2 separate regions of the Homo sapiens genome follow, and region 2 is linked to region 1. Evidence: chromatin loops called from intact Hi-C (ENCODE). Cell type or tissue: pancreas. All regions are shown on one strand. Links, peaks and the distances in the headings refer to the core of each region. The heading gives the core; the rest is flanking DNA. Region 1 has its middle 82 kb from the start of ZCCHC2. Region 2 overlaps PHLPP1 (PH domain and leucine rich repeat protein phosphatase 1).

The links. Peaks named below come from ENCODE experiments on the same cell type or tissue, not always from the same donor. Only the 100,000 strongest peaks of a DNase experiment are listed, where the experiment ranks them.
Region 2: a loop joins it to region 1, with 2.6 times the contacts of the local background. A loop is called at or near these places in 9 of 110 quality-filtered maps.

The regions. Positions count from the first base shown.
Region 1 is chr18:62,603,855-62,606,759 of GRCh38, reverse strand. No RefSeq gene overlaps it. Among named protein-coding and RNA genes, the nearest start is that of ZCCHC2, 82 kb to the right of the region's middle. In pancreas, for the core only: no CTCF peak of the experiment used is centred there; no DNase peak of the experiment used is centred there.
Region 2 is chr18:62,977,131-62,980,035 of GRCh38, reverse strand. PHLPP1 (PH domain and leucine rich repeat protein phosphatase 1) reads right to left here. Exons shown (of 17, transcript NM_194449.4): 17 at 1-1,774. The coding sequence ends at 605. Among named protein-coding and RNA genes, the nearest start is that of PHLPP1, 260 kb to the right of the region's middle. In pancreas, for the core only: no CTCF peak of the experiment used is centred there; a DNase peak (open chromatin) is centred at 1,572.

The DNA of each region.
Region 1 (2,905 bases), core at 220-2,719:
CAGCCCCAATACCTTTCAACACCCTAATGAGTGCACTCACTGCTTTACTTTGATGTTCCTTATTCCTGTTATCATTAATAAGATTAAGGGCTTCTTTTATTGTGGCTACTGCTGGAGACTTTCCATATTTTCTAAGCTGAAAAGCGGGAAGGAGGGGAAGAGGGAGAGCAAATGGATGGTTTCCTTTTCAAGGAGAGAATGGGGCTTGAAACAATCGCTGAGTCTTCCCAGCATTAAATGAAAAGAGAAAAAGCCAGGTACTCCTGGGGGACCTAGAGGAGGGCGCTTTTGGCCAGCGAGCTATTTCAAGGTTCTGCCAATTCCCCAAGGGGTATTTGCAGCAAGACCTTGCCAGAACCCTCTAGAGCCTCCTAGAATGCTGTCTGTTCCCCACCCCCACCCCCCACCAGCTAAACCCTGGTGCTTTGTAGGAGTGACTCACTCCTGAGGATCCAATAATGACTCCTAGAACTCTGTCCACTTGGACAAGTTGCCCCTATGCTCTGTTCACAGGCATAAGTCAGTGTTTAGAGTTGGGAATGGTTGTTTATTTGGAGATTAGGACTTTCTCATGAGGTTGTGGGGGTGGGGAGAGCGGGGGCCCTAGAAATTCTAGATCCACCACAGGCCAGGCCTGGCTTTTTAGACTTGTGTTAGGTGAGTACAAAAGAGGAGCCCCTGGGAGCATCCCAGACAGGGCTAAACCGTTGGATTGATGATACACTTGATTCCAAAGGGCTCGCTAGCAGGCTGGTGACCTACTTAGCGCTGTGTGGGGCAGCGGGGTGCACCTTTATGAGCCCTAAATAGGGACTGAGTAGCGCAGGAACGCCAGGCCACTGGCTCCCTGCTGATGAGTCTGGCCCCACACACTTCAATCCTAATAGTTTCTCCTTTGTCCTGGTGTCCAGGCAACCGGCGAGGGAGATTGCTGACCAAGCAGTGAGATGCCGCAGTGGTGGCGTGGTCACTTGGTTCTTCATAACTGGGAGCTGTGAGTGCAGGTCACACCAGGGCCTCTGTACCGCTTCCATCCCAGCCCCCACTTCCAGCTCACCTTAGCTCCGGGAGAAAAGGGGGATGTGGCCGGGCACGGTGGCTCACACTTGTAATCCTAGCACTTTGAGAGGCCAAGGTGGATAGATCATTTGAGGTCAGGAGTTCGAGACCAGCCTAGCCAACATGGTGAAAACCTGTCTCTACTAAAAATACAAAAATTAGCTGGATGTGGTGGTGGGCACCTGTAATCCCAGCTACTCGGGAGGCTGAGGCAGGAGAATAGCTTGAACCTGGGAGATGGAGGTTGCAGTGAGCTGAGATCGCTCCATTGCACTCCAGCCTGGGAGACAATAGCAAAACTCCATCTCAAAAAAAAAAAAAAAAAAAAGAAAAGAAAAGAAAACAGGGATGCCAGTGAGATGTGGGGGCCCTTGGGCAGGGGGTTTAACCTGGGGGCTTTGGATGGGTTTCTTAGAGTTCAAGACCCCTAGAAATGCCAGGCAACACCTTGTGGACACGTGCATTTATCTTGAAGATATCTGTGACTTCCAAAGGGTTAAAACTACTGACATACAAGTCTCCTTGATAGAAACAGCAAGCGGATGGGGCTCCCAGGGGTCTGTGGGTCAGAGTTAGGCATGCATGTGGCCCCTGTACTTCCTGACTGCTGTGCTAGCAGCTGGGAGTTGCCATCAGAATTGCATCTCATTGCAAATTAAAGGGCAGATTCAAAAAAAGAATCGCGTCCCTGTCACTGAGCAGTTTTGTGACCCTGAGTTTCTGACCCTCTTTGAAGAAGGACAAATGTGTTCACTGGATGTTGAAGATCAAACTCCTTCCCAAGGAGCACAGAGTCTTTTGTGGCTTCTGCTGCGCTTCTCCTCCTCCTCCTCCTCCTTCTTCTTCTCCTTCTCCTTCCCTTCTCCTCCCTTCTCCTTCTCCTTCTCCTCCTCCTCCTCCTCTTCCTCTTCTTCTTTTCTTCTTCTTCTTCTTCTTTTTTTTTTTTAAGACAGATTTTTGCTCTGTCGCCCAGGCTGGAGTGTGCAGTGGCGCGATCTCGGCTCACTGCAACCCCTGCCTCCCAGGTTCAAGCAATTCTCCTGCCTCAGCCTCCCAAGTAGCTGGGACTGCAGGTGCATGCCACCATGCCCAGCTAATTTTTTTGTATTTTAGTAGAGATGGGGTTTCACCGTGTTGCCCAGGCTGGTCTCGAACTCCTGAGCTCAGGCAATTCACCCGCCTCAGTCTCCTGAAGTGCTAGGATTACAGGCGTGAGCCACTGCACCCAGCCTGACTGTGGCCCACTTTCCTACCCACACCCCCAATTGCTGAAATTTCCTACATTCAAAACCTCTTCTGTGAATGTTCTCATCCAAAATCTGGCTTCATCCCGAGGACACTGCAGCTCCTGAGCCCTCTCAGCAAATGCCTGTCCTCTCTCCTCCGCCAGAGCGGGCATGTTCCTTCCTTGCTGCTCCCAGGACTCCCCTCCTCCTCCCTCAGCCCATCTCTCCCCTGCCCCACACACCCCTCCTACCCTCAGACGTGGTGATTCCAACACCCACAAACATGACATTTGCAATCCCCGAGCTATGCCTCTCCTTGCTCTCCCCGCCTCCCGCAATCTTCTAATCCACCCGACTCTGCTCCTCACTGTCATGGGGAACCCTAGTAGCGCAAACCTGCTGTCGGACGGCACCTCTTACCTTTCCAGCCCACTCTCTCACTCCCTCTGCCCTCAGCAATCCTTGAGTGCAGGGCGACCTTTCGGCCCATTGATCCACCTTCTCAGCAGCATCCTTTACCCCCTCCAAATCTCACTTATCTGCTTAAAATAAACTTCCTGGTTTAGCACTACAGAAAATTCCTTTTTTTTTTTTTTTTTTTTTAAAGATATAGGGTCTTG
Region 2 (2,905 bases), core at 260-2,759, 370 kb before region 1:
CTATACAACACTGAGCTATTTACAATGGAAATTCTCAATCAGCTGTTCTCTCAGAGAAAATTAGTGAATCCCAGTGACTTAAGTCACCTGACAGAGTAAAGCAACTCCTAGGAGTTAGTCTCCATATTCTACAAATGTCTATTATTTTCAAGACAAAAACAAAACAAAACAAAACAAAACAAAACAAAAGCCTTTTCCCCCCAAAGAAATACAGAATTACAATATTATTAAATCATTTAGCAACGGCAGCCTGCCCTGCCTTCCAAACAAACAACAAAAAGCCATTTTAAAAAATATTACATTATCATTAACTGTTTCTCTGTAATATATTAAACCTTTTGTTCTTTGTCTTTACATATCTGATATGTTAGGGGGAGAAGTTAACAAATGTAAATCATATTGGTAAAGCATCACTAGAAGAAAGTGGTGATTACTTAAAAAAATAACCCAAAGAAAGAGAACCTACAGATTAGCTGCGATGACAGGTTGGGAACAGTGTCTGGGGGAAGGATGTGGAGTAAAACCCCTGGTTTAATGTGAGCCTGGGAGACTCTTGCAACTCAGTCTTTTGTGGTTAGTTTATTTGTTAAACAGCTCGGCTGGGTCATAGTGGCGTGTCGTAATAATCTGGCAGCTGGTCCAGCTGGTAGTGCCGCGGCAGCTGCGGCTGGAGCTGAGGGGGTGGTGGCGGCTGCTGCTGCTGCTGTTGCTCCTGGTGATGCTTCATGATTTCTTTGACCTCCTCTTCCAGCTCCGGGGGTATGATAAACTGATCATCAGGATCCGGCTGAGCCGGGGCAGCAAAATAGCCTCCAGGCTTTCGAAGAGGTGCGTCTGTAGCCACCTCTATCACATTGTGGCTCCTTTCCTGGGGCGCAACAGAGCCATTGGCCCTCCGGCGCCCAATGGTCCCAACGGCAGAGAAGTCTGCCTTCCTGGGCAGACCTGGCTCATCCTCGTTGGCGCTGATGACAATGCCCTCATCACTGGCCTCTGCTGGCACCTGAAGCAGGTGCTGCTGTTTCTCCTTCTCCTTGGCCCGGCTGCAGTGGATGTCCACCTCCACCTCCACCCGGCTGCCGTTGGTGAAGACGCCCTCGATGGGCTCCTCATCGTCACTGTCAAGGCCGTTGTCGGAGAAGGCGCTAGAGAACGTGGCGCTGGATAGCTGGCGCTGGAAGGAGTTGGACAGACAGATGGGGTGGAGCATGCAGCGCTGCTCACTGGGGTAGGCAGGGCTGTTCTCGCTTAGGGCTCCGGGCGGGGGCTCATCGGAGGCTGTTGACCCCACCTCGCTGCTCATCTCAGAAGTGGAGAGCTCACTGCTAATCTCGGAAGCCATGCCGCTGCTGGAGGACGGCACGCCCAGCCCATCTGAGGGCCGATCCTTGATCACCATGTTCACTGAGGGAGGAAAGATGCCAGGACTGGGTGGTGGCACAGCCCCACCGGCGCTGAGCTCGCAGCAGCAGAAGCTGTCCTCAGTGACACTGAGCTGCACCACCACAGCGCTGATGCTGTCGTGGCAGCCGTAGCTCTGGGCCAGGGTACACAGCTTCTTGGCAGCAGCCAGGGCATCGGGCACGTTGCGCACGGCTTCCACGGCCTCCTCGACGGACAGGCTGTCCCACAACCCCTTACTGCCTAGGATGAAGAACTCATCCTGGGGAGTCAGGAGCACGGACTGCACGTGGGGGCGAGGCACCACACTGGGATGGAGGAAGGTGTAGCCCAGGATGCGCGTGGACTCAGTCACTCCGTTCACCTTGCCATCCTGGAAGAACAAGGGTTTGCAGACAGACAGTTAATACAGAGCACCTGCGGCAACTGTGCAGGTTCCCTGCGGGTCCCTCGACTGTCTCGACTGTAGGACCACAGAGAAGTGCTGTGTGGCCCACAGAGGAAAGAAGGGCTCACTCTGTAGTGAGTAGTTAATGTGCACCTGTCATCAGAAACCCCAGGTAGTAGGCCTGGGCAGGTAAGGAGCAGTAGGGACAAAAGGAAAAGATTTCGGTTATGTGTGTTACTGGGACCCCATTCACACTAGGTCACAAGTCCTGCTGTTTATCTAAAGCAAGCCATCATCTAGCCTTACACAGCAAGCATAGCTGGCTAGCTCCTCCTGTAAACATGGGTTTACATCTTCCCTCCCTTGGTGAACATGGTGATCAAGGATCGGCCCTCAGACGGGCTGGGTGTAGGAAGACTCTGAGGTAGCAAGAGACTTTCTGATAGAAGCCAGTCCTGAGCAAAGACACATGACGCAGGCATATATCAAGACAATGCTCCTAAATCTTCCATTGCTCTCCATGATCACAAGAGGCAGTAGTGTCTAAAGGTCCAGAGAGGACTTGAAAGTACTTAAGCGGTGGAGAAAACCTTGGTTTGACTAGGTGGGTAAGAATGCTCATGTCAGGAGAACAGATGCTAAAGAAGAAATGCCAATTCTTACAACTTCCTTGAACTTGATTTCCTGTTGACCAATGGAGAAGGCAAGATCTGCTGGCTTTAGTTCAGCTGTGTGCATGCTATTTAAATCAATTACCAAAGTGCCAGACCACTTGCCAATAAAAAGACCTGGGTTTTTTTTTTTTTTTTTTTTTTTTTGCCACGTGTACCTGCTTGGTTCTTTATTCTTCAAATTTTGAGATTCTCAGGTCCATGACATACCTCTACATGCCCTAGTTTTAACACTTCTTTCCAGGAAAGGCTTCATTATGACAAATCCCTGTCTGGGATGACAAAGTGTTTCTTCCACAGAATATCCATTTCCTTTCCAGTCCTACCACTTCCCTTTATTTGGGATTTGGCAAGGTGTTTACTTGTCCTAGGGATGTCTTTCCCAGCTTCTCACACAACTTTGCCACACCACACTTATAAGCAGGTAAGCATTCCTATTAGTAAA